Regions from separate parts of the Mus musculus genome. Here regions 1 and 2 are each linked to region 3. A link is a loop called in an ENCODE intact Hi-C map of the cell type or tissue named here. Cell type or tissue: heart. All regions are shown on one strand.

The links. A loop is a pair of places that touch in the nucleus more often than their neighbours do. Peaks named below come from ENCODE experiments on the same cell type or tissue, not always from the same donor. Only the 100,000 strongest peaks of a DNase experiment are listed, where the experiment ranks them.
Region 1: it touches region 3 in a loop (4-fold over the local background); 5 of 42 quality-filtered maps call a loop at or near these places.
Region 2: it touches region 3 in a loop (3-fold over the local background); 6 of 42 quality-filtered maps call a loop at or near these places.

Annotation. Positions count from the first base shown.
Region 1 is chr13:49,649,432-49,657,431 of GRCm38, reverse strand. It overlaps Cenpp (centromere protein P), which reads left to right and starts at 4,701. Exons shown (of 8, transcript NM_025495.3): 1 at 4,701-4,849; 2 at 7,133-7,311. The coding sequence starts at 4,743. It overlaps Nol8 (nucleolar protein 8), which reads right to left and starts at 4,354. Exons shown (of 17, transcript NM_001271397.1): 1 at 3,750-4,354; 2 at 2,930-3,085; 3 at 2,197-2,259; 4 at 679-757. The coding sequence starts at 3,786. In heart, no CTCF peak of the experiment used is centred here; a DNase peak (open chromatin) is centred at 4,511; H3K4me3 peaks cover 2,788 bases; H3K27ac peaks cover 1,383 bases.
Region 2 is chr13:49,376,459-49,384,458 of GRCm38, reverse strand. It overlaps Bicd2 (BICD cargo adaptor 2), which reads right to left. Exons shown (of 7, transcript NM_001039179.2): 4 at 6,108-6,569; 5 at 4,426-5,451; 6 at 3,737-3,888; 7 at 1-1,416. The coding sequence ends at 1,107. Among named protein-coding and RNA genes, the nearest start is that of Bicd2, 39 kb to the right of the region's middle. In heart, a CTCF peak has its summit at 3,025 (motif pointing right); DNase peaks (open chromatin) are centred at 1,258 and 3,048; H3K27ac peaks cover 510 bases.
Region 3 is chr13:49,212,580-49,220,579 of GRCm38, reverse strand. It overlaps Card19 (caspase recruitment domain family, member 19), which reads left to right and starts at 4,554. Exons shown (of 6, transcript NM_026738.2): 1 at 4,554-4,643. The coding sequence starts at 4,637. In heart, no CTCF peak of the experiment used is centred here; DNase peaks (open chromatin) are centred at 1,029, 4,499, 5,970, 6,769 and 3 weaker places; H3K4me3 peaks cover 2,310 bases; H3K27ac peaks cover 2,417 bases; H3K27me3 peaks cover 1,028 bases.

The sequences.
Region 1 (8,000 bases), 440 kb before region 3:
CACTTATAAGACATCCTCACAGATCATCTACAGATAGCAAGAGGTAGAGTTTAAATGACTTTTAGTAAAGAGACACAGAAATCAGCCATTTCTGATATCATGCAGGTAGTTGTTACAGAAGAGGGGAAGCCTAAGATTGTATTAGAAAGGAATAATAAACACATACATATATACCAACATTTCTGTTGCTGTGATAAAATGTCCCATGTAAAAAGCAACCTAGGGGAGAAATGATTAAGATCCCGACTCTGGGTTCTAGTTCATTATAGTTCACTGCAGAGTAGTCAAGGCAGGAACCTGAAGCGACCTCTCACATCCTCAGCAAAGAGAAGAGACAGAATAAATGAATGCATGCATAGTCCCAACCACCTCTCTACTCTCATACAATCAAAGGCTTCAAACTAGGAAATGGCACCATCCACTTTCAGGCTCAGGCTGCCCACATCAATGAAGGAATCAAAACCATCTGCCACAAACAACCACAAGCCAACCAAACACAGATAATAATAATACACATTAGAATTCTCTTCCCAGCTTATTCTAGGTTGTATCAAGTTGAGAAGCAAATCATGACAACTAGTAATATATTACTCAATCATTTCAAATTAGTCAGGTAAACTTATAAAAACAATTACACTATAAAGAAATGGGTTTAAATAAATGTGAGGCAAATCTTACCTGTGTAAAAAGCTTTCTTTTGCTAGCTGAATTTGTAGTGTTCCACCTTTCCATTTTGTTTTGTTTAAAATAGACATACCTATAAGGTAAAGAATTAACAAAGTTTATTTCAATGCAAAACTCTATTTCAACAAGGTTTTTTTCTCTCTCTAATTACTTAGTACTAGGAAAAATAGGCTTATTTGTTACAGAGACACCTACCTGTCAAAGAAAGACAAATAAACAAATAAGCTTATTTTTATTTCATGCTTGAGTGTGTATATTCGAATGTTAGCATGCACGTTTGTGTGTGGGTGCCCATGGAGGCTAAAGAGGGCATCAGATGCCCTGGAATCTGTCACTGTAAACCACCCATGTGGATATTAGGAACTGAACTTGGGCCCTCTGCAGCAGTCAGGCATTCTAGACTACTGAGTTATCCCTGCAGCCCCAGGTTCTTATGATCCCTATTTCTCAGTTACTTGAACACTAACAGAAAATTATGCATAAACTATAAAGCAAAACATGTGCAATTTGTTTATAGACTCATTTTAGGAACTCCTGGTAAATAATTATTCACTACTTTGTTTATTTTCCACATGGCAAATAATCAATTAAATCTTTTCAGGGTGAACTAGTACACATTTTGGGATCTTGTAGCATTTTAATTATTCTCCTCAATCCAATTATCACTACAAAGCAGGCACACATTAACTACTGACAGCACTATGCTTCAACTGTTGTGCCCTAGTAGTTGATTTTCTAATAACTATTGTCAGCTTCCTTAATGTAAGCACTAACAAAATTTTCCAAGAAGGAGATATTTTACTATGTACTATGTATTATTTAACTTACTCCTTATAATAGCATTATTAGGTAAGGCACTGTACCTTCTACCTCATATATGTTCTCAGCAAGGGTAATCTCTTCACAAATGAAATGATCAAAGGCTGACTGTCCTCTCCCAGTGGCACCTGCCCTTCACTATTTCTTTTTTTGACTTCCAAGAGACTGCAATACTTTAACTGCATCGACTGAACAATAAATCATCTCCATCTTTTTAGTCACTGGAAGCTAGTATTTAGCCTTATCTTTACTAATCTTATAATAAGAATACGAGTTTCAAAGATATGCTCTGGCAAGGTCATATTCTAATGACCTTGGTCATATTCAAGGACCTTTTATAACAGGTCTTACTGACAAAGGATTGGCCGCCCAAAAAACCAAAGAGACCAAGGAAAGGTATGCTCTAATGACAAGTGGGATAAATGTAATAGGCAATTTCTATTGATAGTTTGGTCCTTTGTTCAAATTGTTTGAAAACACTAGTTTCTGAGCAAAGTGCCAATGTGTGATACCATACTTTCTGACACAAACACATCTGAAACCCGAAATAAAGGGCTCCAGAATTCTCTTGATCATGGTTGTCCATCTACACAACTTCTAAGTGACTAGCAAGGCTTAGCTATGGAACCAAAGTCATTTCAAGTTACACAATTATACTAACAATTAGAATAAAAAAATACATGATGATCTTACATTTCTTCAGGTCCGCTTCTGTTATTTGAATGTTAACATACGCAAAGACTTTCTGTGAATTTCCTACCAAAAAAAAATTTTTTTTTAAGTTGATTTAAATCCTTATCCAGAAAACAATATACATCTCAACAGCCCTCTCTTTACTTCTTTTTTTGAGACAGGGTCTCTCTATTATATAGGACTGGCTGTCTTGTAACTCATTATGTAGACCAGGCTGGCCCTGAATATACATCTGCCTCAACCCCTCGAGGTCTAGATCAAAAAATATCAAACACCACATCTAGCCTTAAGAAGCTATCCAAGCTCAAAAAGTGCATTCATAGATATTTATTCTTTGAAAGAAAATACTTTTTACCTCACCTGACTAAAGTCTGCATTTTTATAAACATGATCAAAATATTTCAAAATGAGTAAAAAAAACAAAAAACCCTGAAGTAATCAATTCAGACACCTCTTAACAGTATATTAGTGTGTAATCAGTTCAGACATCCTGATTGTTAGTGACACTCTACTTAATAAGATAATGTTAGAATGTTGACTCCGAAAATTCAAAGTACAGATGTTTTAGAAATTCAAATGTTTTATACTTTTTCTGGTTTCAAAATTAATTTTCATATGAAATAATCCAGGAAGCCATATATGATGTTTAGCGCTAACATTCAGCTCTGGGGTTGCTTCTCCTGTAATATCATTGACCTTGTCTGTTTTTAACTCCCTCGTGTTACAGATTTACCTTGGTCATCTTTCCGAGTGATGATCTCCACGTCAGAAACTTCTCCAAATCTGCCGAACTGATTTTGTAGGTCTGTCTCAGAAATGCCCTGTCCAAGTCCACCCACAAAGAGGCGCTTCATTTCTCTGTTGCCTTGCATGGATGTTGGGCATCTATCTGGAAAAGTTAATTTTGGACAGAAAAACAATTTAATAGTTTTCCAGAAATTTAACACAACTCTTTCCCCTGAAACTTCTGTGCCAACTTCATCTTATGAAGCTATGTCTCTTCATATGTATTGCTTTCAGATTTTATCAGTGGAGATTTTACAAAGGCCCTCCATCCACATTCTCAATGAACACACTTTGCAACTGCACCTAAGTACAGCACATCCACACATCTTCTCCCAGATGTTTTCTCTAAAACAACCACAGCTATTATATCTTATCCTTATTGATTTTTTATTCGAAGTACTGCCCTCCCCCATTCATTTCTACATTTTTACCTTAACATATACTGGCAAAAATAGTAAGCTAACGGATAAAAATAGCTTCATCCTGGAGCTCCAGTCATAACAAAGTCTGCAATTACAATAGTATGGCAAAATACAAGTGTCCCCTAAGCGCTGTTAAATCACAAAGACGGCAACTTAAGTTATACCTAAAATATGTTTCCCCACTGTGTGCCTGTATTGTTCAAAGCAGTCTGAGTGGATCTCATCGGTCAGGGGAGTAGGAGCGGTTACGGCTTTTCCCAGTGCCACTTAGAAAACAGTAGTGGTGACAGCAAGGATCATAATGAAGTCTAATTTTGGAACCCGGAATTGTTAACACTGTCCTACCAAGATTGCTGGAAACGTTTTCCAGAGGTCGCTCCATCTCGTTTAGCTCTCGGCGGATGTTCAGCTCTTACTCAAACCTTTCTCAAAAGTTGGCTGTCTCCTTCCAAGCGAGATCACTAAATAGCGGCAGAAGCCCAAAGCAAAGGCCAGCACTCTGGGAAAAAAACCTACAGTGTACCCCTTCTTGGTAGCCACCGCCCCATCCTTCCAGCCCTGCCCTCTCTCTTCGAGAAGCCCCTAAGGAAGGAGAGGAGAGGCTAAGCCCAATAGCCCATCACTTCTCACGAGCAAACACTCTTCCTCAGGGCGCTTGTCCGACTCAGCTCAAGCCCGGCGTAGCACTTAACGTCTAATAACACGTGCCGGCAAGTGCATTTTCCTTTCCTTCCTACAAAGTTTCCAACCCAATCTCCTAAGGTTCCGTTATCCCGCAGTTCCAGAGGGCTCTTTATTTCCTCCGCCTTCGCTTTTACTGACGTTCTGTTAGTTCTCCTCCACGTTGTAAAACTGACAGAGTGTGAGAAAGAAAAATAAAAATCGGTAATTCCTACAGAAAAGACACTCCGCCGCGTGGTTCCTGATTTCCGGTTCAAGTAGGCGGAAGTGAAGAAGCGGAACCAAAATAAAGAGACTCCTTTCCTCGTGCTTCCGAGAATCCGCCCCCTTCGGTGACGTAAGAGCTCGGCTGGCCCAGTGGCCGTTAGACGGGATGGGCGGCCGTTGGAGGGTGACGTGCAATTTGGAACGAACCAACTCGCAGAGGCGGCGGGGGTGTCTAGACGCTCGACGCGACATTTCGCGGGCCGTCAGGCTCGGGAACGTCGTCCGAGGCCGTGGGCGTGGACGCGCGACTCCCGGCAGCCTCTCCCCCCGTGAGCTCGAGAGTGGTCCGTTCCAGGAGCGCGCGCGCTCCTTGAAGTCTCCTGGCTGCCCGAGGCGCCCAGACTGCCATTCTCCGGGCTACTTCACCTTCAGGGTTCCACGTCGGTAGCCATGGATTCCGAGACCCGCGAACTGCGCGCCCTGGAGGCGGAGGTCGCAGCGCTGCAGCGAGAGTGCAGAATGCTGCAAAACGCTGGGGAGAAGGCGTCCGGAGCCTGGTACGTGGCTCGGGTCCATCCCTCCCAGCCCATGCCCTGTAGCACCCCGCGGACCTCTCAACCTTATGACAGTTCTGGACTCCGACTCCCTCACCCCCCCAAGACCCATGCTCAAGAACGTGGTGGGAGACGTCCTGAAATGTGAACTTGAATCAGTGTTCTGGGAGAACGATGACCTCATGAGTGTGTGAACGCTGCGTTTGGGGCTTATGACTTGATTATAATCAGCAGAAAATAGTTTCCTTAAGGGTTGTTTTCGCCCAGTTGATGAGAATCAAAGGGAAAATCTGGCTTTTCTTTAAGCAGTCTTTGCCTTCGGGAGAACAGCATCTAGATAGCTGGTTTTGTTTTGTTTTGTTTTTCTGGGTTTGGAGACATTGTTACTCTGTAGGTCAGGAACTGGCTCAATTTGATTTCAAACTCAAGAGTCTTCTATTCCGCAGCCCCCAACTCCCACACACAGTGTTGGAGTTATTACCTGAGCCACCATACTTGCTCTTGTCTAGTTGGGATTCCCTCCTTACTCTGGTTTCATGGATTTGTTTTTGTGACTCATCTAACGATGTAGTTAAGGGGCCCTGACCTTTTTTTTTTTTTTTTTTTTTTTTTTTTTTTTTTCTGCATTATGTTAGAAACATAAGGGTTGGGGGTATATAGCCCCAGGGCAGGGCAGCCTAGCATGGTCAAATTGGTATATATGGCTAATGCCTTCTATAGGAAACTGTGATAGTCTTCTGATTAGTTACTATTGTTAAGCCTTATTTAAAGGTAGTTGATCTGAGTGTTAAATAGTTAAATAGCTTGCCTAAGGTCCTAGAGAAATCCAAAGCCCAAGCATTGCCCATTCAAAGAGAGAAGGAAGGCTAGAACTAGCAGTAACTTAGTATCTTAAACATGGAAAAAAAATACCTTTTTTATTAGGTGTAATTTGGAACAGGTTCAGAGAACCTTAGTGCAGGAAACAAATTCTAAAGAAAGAGAACGTTGTTAACTGTTGAAAGAAAGAGGGAGATGTGTGTGTGGCCTCCAGCTGTGCATGCTCTTCACAGCAAGAATGGAGATGCCTGCTGCTGATTCAGGGATGGCCCACAGACTGGAAGCATTAAGATTAGAGTTGGGGAGCCTGCCAGGCTGACTCCATCCCTACTTACCGAGTTTAGAATTTATATTTTATCAACACAGCCTGCCCCTGAACTTTTGAAAAGTTCTTTGTCAGACCATGGGAAAATAGTTTCTTAACCCACCAGAAGATGTCATTGTAAGCCCAGTATGGTATAGTAGATTGGTTATGGAATCTGGGACTCCTCGGTAATGGAACTGAAAAGTTAAGAGTCCAGATTAGGGAATACATTAAATGTCAATCCAAAATGTGTAGATTTAATGATTTTTTTTCTCATTTTGAAGGAAGATTGAGACCTGTTTCCTGAGCTACTTAATTTATTATTATTATTATTATTCCATTTGTATGCTATAACATATTTATGGAGGTCAGAGATTGAATAGACATGTCCAAGTGACAGTTCTTTCCCTCCAGTGGCAATAGAACTACAGGTTTGTGCAGCAAGTACTTTTGCCTGCAGAGCCATCTTATTGATTCTCCAAGATACTTTTAAAATGATCCTGATAGTTGAGTGGATTGGCAGCCAGAATATTGGAACTAAGTTGTTTAGTTATATCCCTGTGTCCATATTCTTTGATGTAAAAATTGAGTGCCTTCAGAACTTGGTTTTGCTATTGGCTGGAGACGGCCAAGGCGTGTAGAAGAGAGAACTTTAAATATGGGTTTCACAGATGAGAGAAAACTAGTATTTGCCTTTCTGGTTTATTTAGTGTGATTTCCTGTTGCATCCATTTTCCTGATTTTCTGAGATGTTCTTTCTCTCTTTCTTTCTTTCTTGGAGTAATCTTTTTTGTCTTACCATGACACTTGTCCTTCAGACCCTACAGAAGCAGCCTGTACCGTTTTACTTGGCAGTCCCTAAGCTCACCAAGCCTGCTTTCACTACTTGTATGTCTGAGTACTACTGTGTCTGGTGCCCACTGGAGGCCAGAACAGGGTCTTGGGTTCCCCTGGAACTGGAGTTACAGAGTGTTGTAAACTATCATGTGGGTGCTAGAAGGAAGAATGGGGTCCTCTGGAAGAACAGCCAGTGTTCTTAGTCTAGCCACTGAGCTACCCCTCCAAGCCCCACCTTCGGTACGAGGGGTGGAATCTAGAGGAACATTTGTATAGTAAGTAAAACATTTGTCAGTTGTCAAGTAACTATAATATTTGCTTTTCAGGAAATCATTTCAAAAAATTTCCCAATCAGATTCTGAGGAGTGGGAATCTTTGAAAGACTTGAGAAGTCAGCTTGAACATTTAAGATCTGAGCACTCATTTCTAAGTAAACTTACTGGCTTCAATATAAGAAACTATTCCAAGATGGAAGACATTGTAAACACTGAAGAGACAGAAAAAGGTACACATCATTTTTTAACTTCAATGTGGTTTTTAAATTTCATTATGAGTATATTTTGGGGTGAGGTGCATTCATACTATGTTGTGGTGGTCAGAGGGCAGCTTTCAGGGGTCTCTTCTCTCTCTGCCTTGTTGAGGCAAAGTTTCTCTTCTAGTTTCCGCATTACATCCTCCAGGCTAGGTGACTGATCCCTTAGCTCTCAGTCCTTCAACTCCCTGCAAATCTTTTTTTTTTTTTTTTTTTCCAAGACAAGGTTTCTCTGTATATAGCTCTGGCTATCCTGGAACTCACTCTGTAGACCAGGCTGGCCTCAAACTCAGAAATCCACCTGCCTCTGCCTCCCGAGTGCTGGGATTAAAGGCATGCGCCACCACGCCCGGCTTTTTTTTTTTTTTTTTTTTCCTGCAAATCTTTCCCTCCTTTTTTTTTTCATGTATATGCCAAGAATCTAACATAGGTACTAATACAAGGCAAAAACTCAGCCAACTAACCAACCCTGTTCTTTTCCTTTCCTTTAAAAAAAAAAAAAGTCTGTTCAAGTTTTTTAAAAGTACTAAAGAACTTTTTGAGTGTGAATTTGCTGCGAATTCATCCCATTTAGCAAATGGATTGATCTGAAGCAAATTACGTACAAAGGTGATTTTTACTAAAAGAAAGCATTTCCTTCTATTTCATTTAATAATTCTAAT
Region 2 (8,000 bases), 160 kb before region 3:
GAGTCCTGTTTTACAACTCACTAAAGCACACACCTGATCTGATGCCACAGCTCCGCACTGACAGAGCATCTGGAAAAGGAGAGCCCTCGGAGGCCTTTCTTCCTTCTGTAGTATCCACAAACTGCACCGAGAACCACACAACTCTTACCTGCCAGTTTTGAGCACAGCTCCGGGCCCACAAAAAGTCCCCTAGCACACAGCTGGGCTCTACTGTGCCGTGCAGTTTGGTAGAGCACTAGTAGTTCTCAAAACACTGCTTCTTTGGGTCTGACAACTTCTAGGAAAAGACCCAAGCACAAGCTGCAGATCTCAAAGGACCAAATAATAGGCTCTGAACCAAGGACCAAGGTCTGACCAGGCACTTGGAACACTCTCGTCAAGAAAGAAAACCTAGGACCTCAGGCCCTGCTAATTTGTCACCTTTCAGGACACAGCAGCATGCGGATCTTTGAGATGGAGCAGCTGCGCTGTCTGCCTGGGCTATGGTTATCGTGTCTGAGGTGTGGGGGCTCACTGCAGAACACAGGCTGCAACCAGAGATGGTCCATTCCCTCTGGGACTGCCATCCTGGATGTGGTTAGCAGTGAGATGCTGCACAAACTACAAGGAAACTCTTCATGAAACTATGCCAGCCACAGCGAGCTAACCTAGGCTAGTCCTATGATGCAGGCTAGAGCCTCACAAAACTGCTTTCAAGTGCTGATATTAGACACATGCGAGCAACATGCAAGTTTCAACTCAGGTTCTGCCCCTGTGAGTGTCCAGGGAAGAACTCACCCTTGGGTTCCCTAACAGTGCCTGGAGGCCCTGGAAAACTTTCACTCCGCTGTCTTCCACAAAGGTGTGCAGCTTCACCCCTACTTTTGATACCAGCATCCCAAAGGACAGCAACTGACATGGTATATCCTGGGGGCGGGGCTGTGGCATGAAAAGCAGCACAAAGCTCAAAGTGTCCTGGTTACAGATGTACCCCAACGCTGCCACTTGCCTAGAGTGCCGCCCTCTGTGCGTTAGTCACGTTAGGAGCGGCCTAGCACTGCTGTCCCGCTGCTGCAGCTGGGTTAGTTGAGGTGAAGCGGACGTTAGGTGTGCGGCGCCCCACAGCCCTAATCACAGTAAATGCTGTGCTTCTCGCTGCAGAACACCTGGTTGGCCAGCCCGGCGCCCTCCGCCCTCTCGCTGGCGCAGGCGCAGGTGTGACTTACGCTCGGTGAGGCTGGCTTGGCCTTGGAGGCGGCCTTGCTGCGGCCCCTGCGGGTCTGTTCATGGTCCAGCTCCAGCAGCTCCAGCCGCTGGGTGAGCGCCAGCTTCTGCTGGATGGCCATGCGCAACAGAGAGTTAAGGGTCTTCTTCTCGTCCTCGGCAGCTGCCAGCTGCCGCTGCATCTCATCCAGCTGTGTGATGTATTCGTCACACCTGTGGAGACAAAGCACAGCTGAGAGGCTGAGAGGGAGAGCAGGCCCGGGTGCCCACTGCACTCCAAGGCATCTCTCCTGGAGCCTGAGCTGGGGCCAGAGCTGGTGAAGCTTGTTCTGGTTCCTGGTGCAAAGGCTCCTTTGGAATAAGGCCATGGCCAGGACGAGAGAGGCAGTGCTCAAACAGAACAGCAAGGTTACCTTCAACTCAGTGGTACTGCATTTGTTTCTTTGCAGGGAGAGAGGGCAGAAGGCTTGGGGAGTGCTGGCTACTTTCTATGTTAGCCTGACATAGAGACTATAGTCATTTGGGAAGAGGGTACCTCAATTGAGAAAATACCTCTGCCAGATTGGTCTTTGGGTAAGCCAGTGATACATTCTCTTAATTAGTGATGTGGGAAGGCCCAGCTCACCATGGTGGGGCCATGCCTGGGTCCTGGGTGTTGTTAGAAAGCAGGCTGAGCAAGCCACGAGGAGCATGCAAGTAAGCAGCACCCCTCCATGGCCTCTGCACCGGCTCCTGCCCTAACTTCCCTAGCTGATTAACTAGAAGCTATCAGGTAAAATACACTCCCCAAGTAGTTTTGGGCCATGGTATTTCATTACAGCAACCCTAAGACATGGGGGTATTTGTTTGCAGGCTTGAAGTGGTTCTGATAAGCAAGGCTTGGCGCTCATCCATTTGACTTTCTTCCAGTAAGCTCTCTCCCACTTTAAGAACAAAAAGGTATCTCAGATACTGGGACATCACTAGCTCCCAGGATCTGGGTGTAAACTGAGAGAGGACTGAGCTTGATCCTACTGCAAACCGTAGCTGGTGGTTAGTAAGCCTTTGCTGAGTGACAATCAGAGCACCCAAGCCTCCACCTGCTGTGATGCAGCATGCCCCACCCCCATCGAGTGGAGGGAGAGAGCCTGGCCAAGGTTCCCTGGGTGACACCGGCACACCTGCCTAGTTTGGGTCTGGTGGAATCTTAAGACACTGGGCAAGTGTCTCTAGAGGTGGTGGTGGACACATGGGCTCTAAGCACTGCCCTTCTGCTACCCATGGCTCTGCTTTACCCACACCCTGCTGGTGCCTAAGAGCTCCCCTCAGAGACTACATACTGTCTTCCTCATATGTTTGAAATCCCGGATTCACCAGAAAAGTCAGGTCTTTATAAACAGAACAAACTTCAAAGGTTATGATTTGTACAAGATGCTGAGGAATTACAAGAATTCTTTCCTAATCCCACCAAGGGGGTAGGGTGGGGTAGGGTTTGGGGTGGGAGTGGGGGTGGGCTGCAGAGGGAAGAAGAGTTCCATGAGTTCTAGGCCAGCCTGATCCACATAGCAAGTTCCTGGGCTACATAGTGAGACCTGTCTCAAAAAAATGTTTTTCTTCCCCTAAGATCTGGTAGGAAATGTCCAGAGAAATGCTGGACTCTTCTGCTTGTGCCTGCCTTGGCAGGACCTACCTGCAGGGATGCTAAGAGACTGGGGCTGGAGGGAGGGAAACAGGTCCTGGCCCATCCTGTCTCAGCTTCTTCACACTTTACAGGAAACAGCCAGCTGACCCAGTTTCGGTGCTCAGCCTTGCCATCCCCACACTGTCATTCCAACACTGAGCAGCAGGTGGCACCACCTGTCTTTGGAGGGTGATAGGCAGGGGCCTTGTTTTCCACCCTTTAAGACTGCTCTTTCCCAGGCCACAGGAAGAACCCCCAGGGGAGAGGAAGGAAACTGCATAACCCCAGGCCTAAAGCTCGCTTGCCCATCCCTGACAGGAAGGCTGGGAATGGATGGCAAACTGGCTGCGTTGGAGCCCTGACTACACTACAGGAGAGGAATAACAAACTAGTCTGGGCCGCATCTGTCACCACTGGTAACTAGACCTCAAAACTGTACTCCCCATCCCCTGAGCTCACTCCCTTAGCCCTTTGCTTCTAGGACTCCTATGCTCAAAGCACAGGAAATGGAGCATCCAGGGTCATGAAGAGGGAAATGGGAACAGGGAAATGGATGCACACCTCTGCTGAATGTCTACCAAAATGGCACTGCCTACAAGAGGCACGGGAGGCTGGGGAGCAGCCACCTGAGGGCCCTGGGACCGCATAAACTTTCCTCCTCCTCAGTCGAGAAGGGCAGCCCCACACACATGCTGGGACTGGGCTGTAGTCTCCAAACCTTGAGCTGTGTTGGGGGCCTGGCAGGGCTACTACAGTGCTGAACCAACAGGCCTGTGGGACTCTGGAATGAGGCTGGAGGCTGTGGGTAAGGCTAACAGGTAGCTCCAGGGAAGAGAGGCTGCAGAAGGGAGAGTATCACAGTGTAGCAGGTACCTGGTGGCAAACATGGCACGCAGGGAGGAGAAGGTGGCTGCGTCTTCCTTGAGGGCCTTGAGCTCGTTCCGTAGCTTCATCATGGTCTCGGTCACCATGGCCTTCTCGTTCTCATACTTGCTCTTCAGGTTGGCCAGGGCCACCTCAGCTGTCTGGGGGACAGAGAAGTAGAAAGTGGGGTGGTGAAGGGTGTAAGGCCCTGTGTTCAAGGTGGAAACCCTGGGCCCAAGGTGGAACTGCTGACCATGAAAAATTCTCTGAAAAAAATTTTTTCTCATGCAGCTGTCGGGACAAAATGCTAGCCATGCTCCTGGCATGCCAGTTTGCCTCAGTAAGTCCTAGCTTCAACCCTGATTAGCAAGGAAGAATGATGCACCATAGACTCTGTCCTGGAGAACCCACAGGGCACTCAGACCACTGCTCTCTGTTACCACAGCGTGAGCAACTGTAAGGTGGACAGAAGCAGCAGTACTTAATGACTGAAAAGCTCTGGCTAAAGCACCCTCTAATCCCCACACTCACTCCATCCCCTGGCTGGAAGCCCTGAGGAAGGAGACAGCAGCAACAAGGTGATGGCACAGGCCTAGGGGCTGTGGCAGCAGTGGGCAGTGATCCCTCCCAACAGCAGGCTCTGGAGGCAGCGCCCCCCAGCAGGCTCTGGTGGCAGCGCCCCCTCCCACTCCTCTCACCTGCTTGTTGGCCTTGAGCACGGTGCGCAGTGTGGTGATCTGCTCCCGCTTGGTACTCAGCAGGGACTTCAGCTTGAGGATCTCCTCCATGAGTGCTTCCTTGTCCTTGTCCACAGCAGGGCCCAGCTCCTGCGAGGCAATCCGCTGCCGGGACAGCTCGGTCGTACGGTCCACGGCTGCCTGCAGGTGCTTGATCTGGTCTCGGATGATGGCGATCAGGTTGTAGATGTTCATAGGTTCCCGGCGGGGGTCACTCAGAGGTGACGGCAGTGAAGAACTGGGTGAAGGACTGTTGTCCCCAGTCCCACCATCTGCTCGGCCCACCTCTGTGGCCAACAGCCCCTTGGGCAAGAGGACAGGTGACCGGCGCCCGCGGCCCTCTGGGCTGGTGCGGCCAGCCTTGCCCTGGCCCTCACGATAATAGTCGAGCATGACACGGTTGGGCGTCTCGTTGTTGCACATGCACACATGGTGGTAGAGGTTGGCCAGCTCCTCGCTGAAGGTCACCAGCTCATCCTGAGCCACATTCAGGCTGCCCTGGGTCTCACCAGCCACATCGCTCACCTTCTTCAGCTCCTTTTCCAGATGGGCCAGCAGCTCTCGGTCCTGGTGGCTAGCCTTCTCCAGCAGAGAGATCTTCTCAGTGAGTGCCTGGCCCTCAGCCTCATACCGGCCCTTTTCTTCTGCGTGCTGGGCTTCGCGAGCTTCGTGTGTGCTGCGCAACGCCTTGAGCTGCTCCCGGAGCTCGCCAGCCTCAGCCACAGCCACGTGGTACTTGCAGGCCAGGATCTCAGGCCCATTGATGTCCACCTCATAGTAGTCACCGTCTTCGTGGCTGTCACGGTCCTTCTCATTATCCAACGAGGTCTGTCGCTCCTTGCCAGCCTGCAGGCGCCGGAGGGCACTAAGGTTCTCTGTGAGACGATTCACCTTCTCATGCTGCTCAGAGAGGGTTCCCCGAGCCTGCTCCAGCTGCTTCTGTGTGTCCTGCAGTGTTGCCAGCAGGCCCACCTTCTCCCGCTCCATCTGCAAAGGTAGTTATAGCAGGAAAACAGGTCAACAAGGCTTAGAAGACTCTAGGATGACCAAACAACATCTCATGCTGAGCCAGATGGGCCAAGGGCTATGTAAATTCCCTGCCCATGCCACTTGTTGACAGCAGACTGGACAGAATTCACCACAGCGACCATGACTATCACCAACAATAGTGCTCATCCATAAGAGGTCACTAAACATGTGCTGGGGTGGAGCTGGGTTTCATTTGTGGAACTCTGGGTCCAGGGCATGCTGGCAGGGTCCCTAAGTGTCCCAGCTCTCCGCCACTTCCCTTTCTCATGTTGTGGAGAACACTCATTTATAGATCAACAGTAAACTTTCAGATATGACGATGTATGGCCCTGCAAAGACTCTAGCTGTGGTCTGTAGGTAGGAGTTACACGAGGGACAGGTCACCTCACCCATACATGATTTGGGTAGCAAAGGGAGCAGCATGGGTACCAAGGTACTAAACCTTACACAGTAATCAGGAACCTACTCCTCTGGGACACTACTCTTTACCAGTAAGAATTTCATGTATGGTATGAGGAAGTTAAAGGCAGCTACATGTCACAAAAGCACAGCTTACAGTGTTGCAAAAGGCACGGGGAGAGGGAGGGATGGGGCATGAGGCTCTGCGCGCTCACCTGCACCAGCTGCTGTTTCAGCTTCTGGATCTCAGATATGTGGAGCTCACTGAGCAGGTCAGAGACGAGGCTGGGGGAGGGTGGAGCTAGGCCATCCTTCCTGGGTGTGGATGTCTTGTTGTCCAAGGATGATTTGACCAAGCCACTGTGCTCAAAGCCATTGACCAGGGCTTCGGCGTCATTGTTGGGCTCTGCGGTGACAGTATCATCACTGAACTTGAGGCCATCTAAGGAGACCTGCAGGTGGCTGGTATAGAAGGAATCGTTGATGCTCATGTAGTGCGACAACTCCTTGCGCAGGTTGTTCTTCTGCTCCCGCTCTGTCTTCAGTGTCTCCAGCGCCTCCTCCAACTGCCGTTCAGAGATCTCCTTAAGCCGGATGGCATCCTCTAGCTGGCTGTTGAGGTACTCTGTCTCCTCCTCCAGGCGCTTGATTTCATGCTTGAGGCCCTCAAACTCCACCTAGGGAAGAATGCAAGCACTCCCACGTCAGGGCAGTACAGAGGCTCCACTCAGGTTGGTAAACAAGGACAATGTCAGGACACCACCTCCCCCCAGCACAAAGAGCAAGGACACACGAAATGAAATGCTACTCTGCAGAGGGCAGTGGCTGCAGCTAAGGCCACTTCCAGCATGGAGCAAGACAGGCGCTAGGAGGGGCCATCTAGAGCACTAGAAGTAATAGAAACTTCCAGCCCCACTGCCAGGACCAGTGTGCCTGGAGTGTGCACATGGAACCTGCAATGCCACGGCTAAGGACTCACCATGGAGGCTGCCAAATTCCTATTATGTTTCTGAGAATTAGCACCAGTAGGTACTGATTCTATAACAGTACTCAGGTAACATTAACCAAATCTCTCTTTATTAAATGTGTGTACATCTGCGTGTGTGCACGGTGGAGGCTCTCTCCTCCCACTTTATGTGTATGAGTCCTGGGAGCTGAGCTCAGGTCACAAGGCTTGCACTGTAATCACCTTTACCCACTGAGCCACTTCACCAACCATAACCAGGTATTTTAAGGCACATAAAATAGACTCTTTGCTGTGTGGTATGACCACTATTTTGAATTATATTTCCAAATGAGTAAACTGGACGTCCCCCCCAGGCTGAACACCTCAGCACTGAGTCCTCAGGATGCAGGCCTGGGAGAGCTAGACGGAGAGTGGGAAAGCCTAACTGGTCTTGTTAATGTGACATGATTTAGGAGTGGACAAAGAAAGAGTAAATGGAAGTTGATGCTTAATGTGTGGCTCAGGGTTTGTGGGCATATATGAAAACCTCTTACTGTAACAGTAAGAAAGTAATGAATGAATCTCTCTGGATTTGGGGTAGGGAAGAAAACCTGGTACACTATTGTAAGTGTGCCCACATTCCAGTGCCCTGAATGGGGCACAGGAACCTCCCATGGGGAATGACTCCACTCAGGGCGGGGTCTCCTTGAGGTTCAATTTTTCTTCTCCCCAGTGGCCCCTCATGCTTATGAGCTACAGGCTGGAGCTGTGAGCCCTGCTCCTGTGGTTATCCAGCTCCAGAGTCCATCCCTTGACTGCTGTGCAAACACGGAAGCTTCTACCCTGACACACAGGCTTCCTCTTGCATGGGATAAATGCCGGGTCCCTGACAGTGACAGTGATGGTGAGGCCTCTGTAGTGAGATGATCGGGTGTTAGAGGCTCTAACCAAAGCAAGCATAGTACCCATGGCATTTGGGGTAGAGTCTAGGATTTCCTGTTCCCTGCTGCCTACAGATCTTAGGGCATCTCTGAACATGGGGTGCGTGTTCAGGCACTGTGTGGTTCTAAGCCTTACCCATCCAGGAGGACTCCCTAGTCCCTGCCACAGGCAGAGGGTACATCCTCCATCCCTACAACAGGCAGAGCCATGGCAGTATTTC
Region 3 (8,000 bases):
AAGCTACACATGTGTCACATGGACGATCCTGGTTCCTTGTGGAGGGAAGCCACACATTATTATGACCATACCACAAGGCTCGGCGGAGCCATCTTGCATGCTGACAACCTCTTGAAGCATTTTCTGCCTCTTGCTCTGACTCAACGTCATAGCAATCATTAGCACCTACACAGAGGTGTGTCTGTGACCTCGCATTTGTGTGTGTGTGTGTGTGTGTGTGTGTGTGTGTGTGTGTGTAGAGGGGAAGGGTGGTCCTTGTGATCTGGTTCTGGCTTCAGCATTTAGGAGATATTTATTGAATAAATTAAGAGATAAATGAATGGGTGGTGTCCTCTGGCCACATGAGAATGTAGAGGATGTCCTATCTTTTGCATAAAGGCCCTCTCGAGCCACCATTGCCTGTTCATATGGTCATGTTCACCTTCAGCCATGCAGACCACCCATACCCAAGGATCATGTACCCTACCTCCAGCTTGGGGACACTTTGTCTAGCTTCATCCTCTCAGAAAGGCCCAATAGCCCTGTCATACAGTATGTGTTCTTATCTTTCTGTCCCAAACCTCAGTTATACACTGTATTGTTAATATACATTCATTAAATGACTACTGAACAAATGCTAGCCATGTGGTGTGTATAGGGAATCATCCTCAGGAGGTGACAGTGCTCTGGAGTTGGGAGCACGGTGTCATGTGAGATGGTCTCAGAGATCACACGAGGTGGTAATATCGGGGCTGAGACCAAGCCCACAGTAGAGAGGACGTTCAGTGGGGATCTCAGAGGAACAGTATGGGAAGGAAGCCCAGACGCACGAAGGCCTGGAAAAGACAGGAACCACTGGAGAAACAGGAAGGACATAACCCCCAGGTAGCAGTCCACCTTACAGTCATAGCTCCTGTGGCTGCCATGTAAAGTGCAGCTGTGGGGACAGGAGAGGAAAAGAAGCCAGTGAGGAAGTAGCTGCCACCATCCAGGTTAGAAATGAAACGGCGACCACAGAGGTGGGAAATGGGCTGGATATCTGGAAGAGAGAGCTAACAGATGAGGAAGGGGCACGGAAGGGGCTAGGTATAAGGAGGGGGTGGTGAAAAGTGGGGCTGGCTTCACTTTTCTGGTACAAATTACCCTAAAGAGAATGAGCGTCTCTGTGCAACTTTTAAAGTTTCTTGCTCTCATACAGCAGACTCTCCTCAAAATCACTCTTCCTGCCCCAGCTCTCCGAGTTCTGGGATCATGCTTATTTTCTGATATTTGTCATGGTTACAGAATGGGACTGCCAGGATGAGATCTTGACACTGACTCTTGCTTGACCAAACTTTAGTTGGGTTCCTAGGCTAACTACATCTCCTTGTTAAGTTTAGATTGAACAAACGCCCCCCTGTGTGAGATTACCACCCTCCCTCTATATAGGATGGAGTTCCTCCTCCACACTGTCTTCCTATGCGTCTGACCACCTTGGCCTGCCCTCAGCAAGACTACGGGAGGTCACCGTCTCAGCCTGCTTTCTCTGGCTGTAACTGTTTACCGCAGATGAGATAGCTGGTGTTCATGTCTGGGTAGCTTAGTTTACATATTGGGAGCATGGAGCCAGTGTCTTCAAGACATCTGACAAGGGTCTTTCTGCTGGACAGCTCAGTGGAGGACATAGTGAGAAGCAGTAAGCTTTCCTTCATTACAAAGCCATTCCTCATACCCCACTAATCCCCTAATCCATTAGTTCACAGATGGATGAATCCATTGGTGAGGGCAGAGCCTTAATCACCTCCTGTCAGTCTAACCTGGTCACACCTCATTTGTGGATTAAACCGAATGTGTTTGAGCCGTGAAACTCAAACCCTCACAGTTAGGCTAGCCAGAATCTCCCTTACACTTTGTGTGTTTGTGTGTGTGCATACTTGAGTGTGCACAAGATGTGGCTGGTGCGTGTAGAGACCAGAATTTGCAGTTCGGATTTTTATATGGGTACGGTGGATTTGAACTCAGTTCTTCAAGACTTGTGGAGCAGGCAGACTTATCTCCCCAGTCCCATCACTCTAGATGTTGCCTTCCTTTTTATTTTGTGATACAGTCTCATCTCTCCCAGCTAACCTTAAACAATGTAGCCAAGGAAAACTTTGAATTTCTCCTCTACCTGCCTCTGCCTCCTGAATACTTGGATCACAGGTTTGTGCTGCCATGACTAGTTTATTTGGTGTTGGAGTTCTATCTAACCCAGAGCTTCATATACGTTAGGCGAGCAAGTAAGCACTCCACCAACTAAGTCTCTCAGTTTTGTATCTGCCAGGCCTCCACACACCTATTCCTTGGCTATAAACCCCATACTGCTTTTACTATATTCAAAATAGAGCCAGGTTATCTTCTGAGCCTAGCTTTTATTCTTTCCCTTTACTACAATGGTCATAAGTACTGGTCCAACAGGCTGTGACTTCTGACCAGCTCAATTGTCTATGCCAGTGAAGGCTCCCAGCTGCTTTGCAGGAGGTGGGGTCCAACATCAGCTGGCCTTTCCACATTCAAATGTCAACAGGTCCTGCCAGCAGGCAAGCAGCAACCTGTGCCCCTTAGGGAAGAGGAGGAATACCCAGGGCCTATCCCTAGATCTGGGGTCTACCTTGCATCTCTTGTAGATCCTGGAGTGGACATTGGGTGTGTTTTGTAGCCCCGTGTGTCCCTGTAGCTGTCCTGTCTCAGACTAAGGTCTTCTCTCCCTGCAGGCTTGAGGTAGGGGGAAGGGGACTCCTATATGGTCTAGGATGTAGAATCTCTGTGAACTTGAGTGTTGTCCTTGGATCAAATGTTGCACAGACTCTGGAGTGCCAAGAAGCAGGTAGCCTGCAGTTGGGAGGCTACCTCAGACTGCTAAAGGGGGTGAGGGCCTCAGTTTCTCTCATGGGACCAAGTAAGGTCCTCAGGTTCAGAGGAAGATACAAAGGTGGAATGCTGGCCTTCCTGATGAGGAGTCTGGCAAGGGATGCCTAAAAATGCATGATTCAGGAAGTCCTCAGTCTCACCCCACTGCTAGAACACAGTGATGGGTGTGCAATAATTGGAGCCCTTCAGAATGGTCCCAATGGGGTCTGTGCAGGGTTCCTGCAAGATGTAGCCCTTGGATCTAGCCCAGACTGGCCCAGGCACACATGTAGGTCAGGTACATAGTACCTATACCCTGCTCTGGAACAAAGTCTGTCCATGCTGTCTGTCCCCTCTGCAGGCACAGATTAGTGCTGAGGACAGCTGCCTGCTGACTCTGCATTTGCCTGGCCGGTGGGGAACCTGAGCAAACCTCGCTTTCTGCAGTTTTTAGCAAGGGGCAGGAATGTATTGATCAATACCACTGGGTCCAAGAGTTTGGAGCTCTAAGTGACCTTGTAAGTCAATCTCCAGATTCCTTTCGAGCCTCTCACTCCCAAGATGAGAGGTTGCAGCACTGGGGAGGACAGAGACAGACACGGAGGGCTCAGGGACCCAGGGGGTTCCTGGACTGTCCGGGAAGTGCATCCAGACCTGGGGCCTCCATTCCTGGTCTTGGTCCTGGTCTGGTTCCAATATCTCAAGTTACAGCTCTAAAGTGTGCCAGACTAGCCGCACCAGCGGAGAAGCAAAATCTGGTGCCTGCTGCCATTGCTGGCTGTGAGGGTCCTGCCTCCCCGACCCTCGCAGATCTCCATTTCCTAGCTGGGCCTGGGCTTGGGGCCTTCCTGTGGTTGGTACCAGAGCTTGAAGAGCCAGGCCTATGTACAACAGAAGGGAAACAAGTTGGGAGGCAGAAAGATTTATCACCTGAGGCCACACATTTTACAGTTAGGAAAATTGAGGCTCGGTCAGACTACATGACTTCCTTAACTAGGCGGCAATGCCAGCCATTTGTCCTCTGTGTAAATGGGGGACTTGGTAGAACGAGGACCCACTAAGTTCTCTGTTAAGTCTCAATTCATCACTGTCCGGTCGAGGCCCTGTGGACTTCCGTTCGGTCCCTGGTTGCCAATGAACTCCCACCAGCCTTTTATGCCAGACTTGACCTCCTATGTGACCTTGGGTAATTCTCGTCTCTTTTAAGACTCGGTTTCTTCATCCAGGAGATGGGAGTGGGGTGGCCAGAGCGTAGCAGCAGAAAATTGAACTGAGAAGTTCACAATAACCTCCTAACCTCCGCAAAAAGCAGGCACAAGACCGGGAGGAGGGGCAGGGCATAGGCGAAGGGACGCCGACCCGGGTAGCTATTGGAGAGGCTGTGAATGGGGCGAGCCTTGAGCCGGGACGTGGCTTGAGTTCTCTGGTCCAGACAAGGACTTGGGTACTGAGTTTCTCCGCTAGGTCACTTATGCTAGCTGGAGCGGGACTCCCGGCGTCGCTACAGGAGAAGCTCCTCAGGGGCCGAGCTCTCTGCTGCGCGTAGTATAGAGTTAGGGAAGTTGTTTAGAGCCCGAGCCGCCCCACGGCTGACGCGTCTCCAGTGCGAAGTACAGAAAGGGGCGTGGCTAATCGGAGGGAGGGGCTTGGGGGCTAAGATGTCGTCGCTGGGCGGGACCTATAGGGAAGAGGCGGGGCTTAGGGCCAGGCCTGCGGGCGGCGGTCACCGGAGCCCTCGCGCCGGGCGGCGGACAGCCGAGGACGACGGGGCGGCGCCGTGTCCTCCGCCATGACAGGTGGGCGCGGGTCCAGGAGGGCGACGGGAGCCGTGTGACCTTGGCGTCAGCTGGCGCCGGCGACGCGGGCGTAAGAGGCGCGCGGCGGCGGGGTGTCCCGGGCTCTGCGCGACGGGCCGGGGGCGCCAGGGGTCTCGGGTGCTGAGTGGGGGGCCGTCGCGGGTCGAGGAGGAAGAGCAGCAGGTGAGCGCTCTCCCGGTGCACTGCACCGGCTGCGCCTGCGGAACGGGCGGTGTCCCGGGACGGGATGGATCTGAGAGAGGGAAATGGTGCTCCTCGCCAGTCTGCTGAGACTTTAGAGCGCCGCTTGCACACAACCCCCTTGGAGGCGGGACCGGCGCTGCAAACCTGGGTAGCTTGTAGTACCAGGGAGACGCCCGTGTTTCCCGCTCTAGATGGGTCTAGAGAATTCGGACCCAACAACTGGATCCCTCTTCTCCAGGATGGCTTGGTTGCCCCAGCCCAACCCTTTTGCTCTGGGGACTCACCCACTTTATTCCTGATCCCAGAGGGACACAGTGACATTGCTGTGCTAAGTTCTCTCGGTAAAAGATCCGATGAGAGGATGAGTCAGCGAGGGACCCCTGCTGCCTTAGAGCCTAGGGAACGTGATAGCTACCAGATGCACTTTTTTTCTGGGAGTCTCTTGTACTTCATATGGCAGAGTTCACCTGGGATAGCCCAGAGAGATGAGGTAACCCCAGAAATCCCAGGGGTCTCTAAACTGGAGTCAGCGTTGGGCATGCACAAAAATAAGACCTCATAGGTTGCAACCTGGTGACTTCTAGAACAGGTTAGAGGAGACCCCATCTTCCAGGCCCTTCTTGTTTGGAGCTGCAATTTCTGAGCATTATGTGTAGAGCCCCTAATATACACTCTTGTTCAGAATAGCCATTTGGGGGCAGAAGGAATATTCTCATGTCTGTGTAGGAATGGGAAGATAAAATCTCAGGTTGGGTAAGTGCCCCCAGACCACCCTGCTGGTCAGTGGTAGGAGCAGAATGGGAGCCTTGGCCTCAGCCTCTGGTTTCCCAGATCCTCTAGTAAGTTCATCAGGATGTGTGGGACAGATCTCGCCTGTGCTGGCCTCCAAGGGCCCATTGTAGAGACAGGATACCCATGGAAAATGAGACATCCCACCTCCAGGAGAACAGGTAGTTGTGGGGGTGGAGAACTTTTAGCTGGAAGGACACAGGCAGGCCTTGATTGTGGCAATAATACGCTTTCCTCTCTGCAGTCTACTTGCTGGCGCTTTGACACTTCTAAGCATCCCACCTTTTTCTAGTGGGAGATGGAGACTGAAAAGCAGAAGTCTGAGAGGGTTGGATGGGCAGCCCTGGGGCGACAGATCCCTTGTTCATTCTTGGCTCAGTGCCCTGGTGCACCAGCTGAGGGTCTGCCATACACATTAGTCTTTGTTGCCTCTGAGTGTGAGTGTGAGTGTGTGTGTGTGTGTGTGTGTGTGAGAGAGAGAGAGAGAGAGAGAGAGAGAGAGAAAGTGTGTGTGTTTGGTGGTGATAGATACTGAGAGTTGTGTCTTCACAGAATAGGCAGTATAGTATGGAGCGAGTGATCTAAGCCAAACCAAGTACTATGACAAGAACTTATGGGAGTGGTTCAGAGGGGAGTCGATGCTCAAGTTCTGGACCCCAGGAGAATTGTGAATTCTTGGAAGGGGGCTAAATAAACTGGGCATAAATCAATCACATCTTCCCAGCCTGCTGCATGGGTCCTGGCTCTAGTGAGCTGCAGACAGAAGGCTCTGGGACCCTAGGAGCAGAGTAAGGGCAGGTGGGACCAGCTGCTTCAGGGTCCCAAATGCCAGAGTGAGGACTTAGGTCTGGGCTGCTGAAGTTGAAGATGAGGTGACAGAGCCAAGTTTCTGGTACGAGCTGGCAGGGAGGGAAGTTACAGGGAAAGGCTCATGGATTCTGCACAGAATGATCTCTTCTTTATCTAGTAAAGGCATTCCTGGCCTTGTTTACCGGAGCCTGGTATCCAGGCAGAGCCTTGCCCGAGTCTCCATTATACCCAGTGGCTGCCTCTATGTGGTTGCATGAACAGCTTATAAAAGCCACAGGAAGCACAGGAAGTACACTGCCCTAAAGCTGCTGCTGGCTTAGCCCTGGGCTGGGCCACCCAAGGCAGGTGACTCAGGGCTCCTGTGACTCATGGCTTGTGGGCAGCAGAGGTCCATCTTGGCTAGTGGCACTCAGGGTAGGAGGAGGCCGCTATGAGGCACTGGCCACTATCCACCAGCAGATCTCGCCTTGCCTTTGGACCTTGGACTGGAGCCCACTCAGAATTCTTCAGTAAATGCCTACTGTGTGTGCATCCTTGTACACCCTGGCACGATGTGGAGTGAGACAGCCTTGGCCTGCTCCTGTCTGGAAGAGAGCAGACCCCAGAATTCTCGGTGATTCATATGTAAATGACAGAAGGAGAATGTCAACTGGCAGCCCCAGCTTGGCTGTTACCTCCAGGCTGATGGCAGGCTTATAACCTTAGTGTGCCTTCATTTTCCTCTCTGAAAGTGGGGCAGTTGCAGAGCCGGTAGGAGGATGGAGGTTTAGGTAGGTATAAATAGAACCACAAAATGTCTGCCCTGTGGACTGTTCTGTGAGTTAGCTCAGTGAACTCTTCAATGAGATGCTGCAGGCACTGGAGCACCTGGCAATGTGGCAAGTCACTGGGTATCCCTGGGCTGTTGGTAAGTCTGTCTCCTAAACACACTCTCAGGGGCCTGGGCCAGTATTCCAAGTTCCCAGCTGCCAAGGTGAGGAGGTGCGGATGGCTTCGGATAGGGATGGAATAGCCAAAGAGCCAGAGTGTGGGCCTAGAGGGAGCAATGGCTTTCAACCAGGACAGCCCTATCCTTATTCTCTTGAGAGTAGCTTCCTGGGCCAAGGATGGGGTCTTTGATGAATGCAGCTCCCACTGTCACACCATGAACTCCTGGAAGACACCCCCAAGTTCTTACCATAGGCTAGGCATGTTGATAGGCCATGCCCACCTGGGTTGGGCAGGACCTCACAAAGCCACCTTCAGAGGTGGGATGCTGCAGGAGTGAGAAGTCAGACCAGTCAGGAGGAAGTTGCAGGGGAGCAGAGATGTGAGAGAGGTAGCCTGTTGATTCCATACCCTGGGATGAAGCCAGGGACAGGTCTGGCATGGTGACTGACCCTGTTTGTAAAAACCCAATATACCTTTAATCCCAGCACTCGGGAGGCAGAGGCAGGTGGATTTCTGTGTTCGAGGACAGCCTGGTCTACAAAGTGAGTTCCAGGACAGCCAGGGCAATACAGAGAAACCCTGTCTCAAAAAACCAAAACCAACCAAACAAACAAAACCCAATCT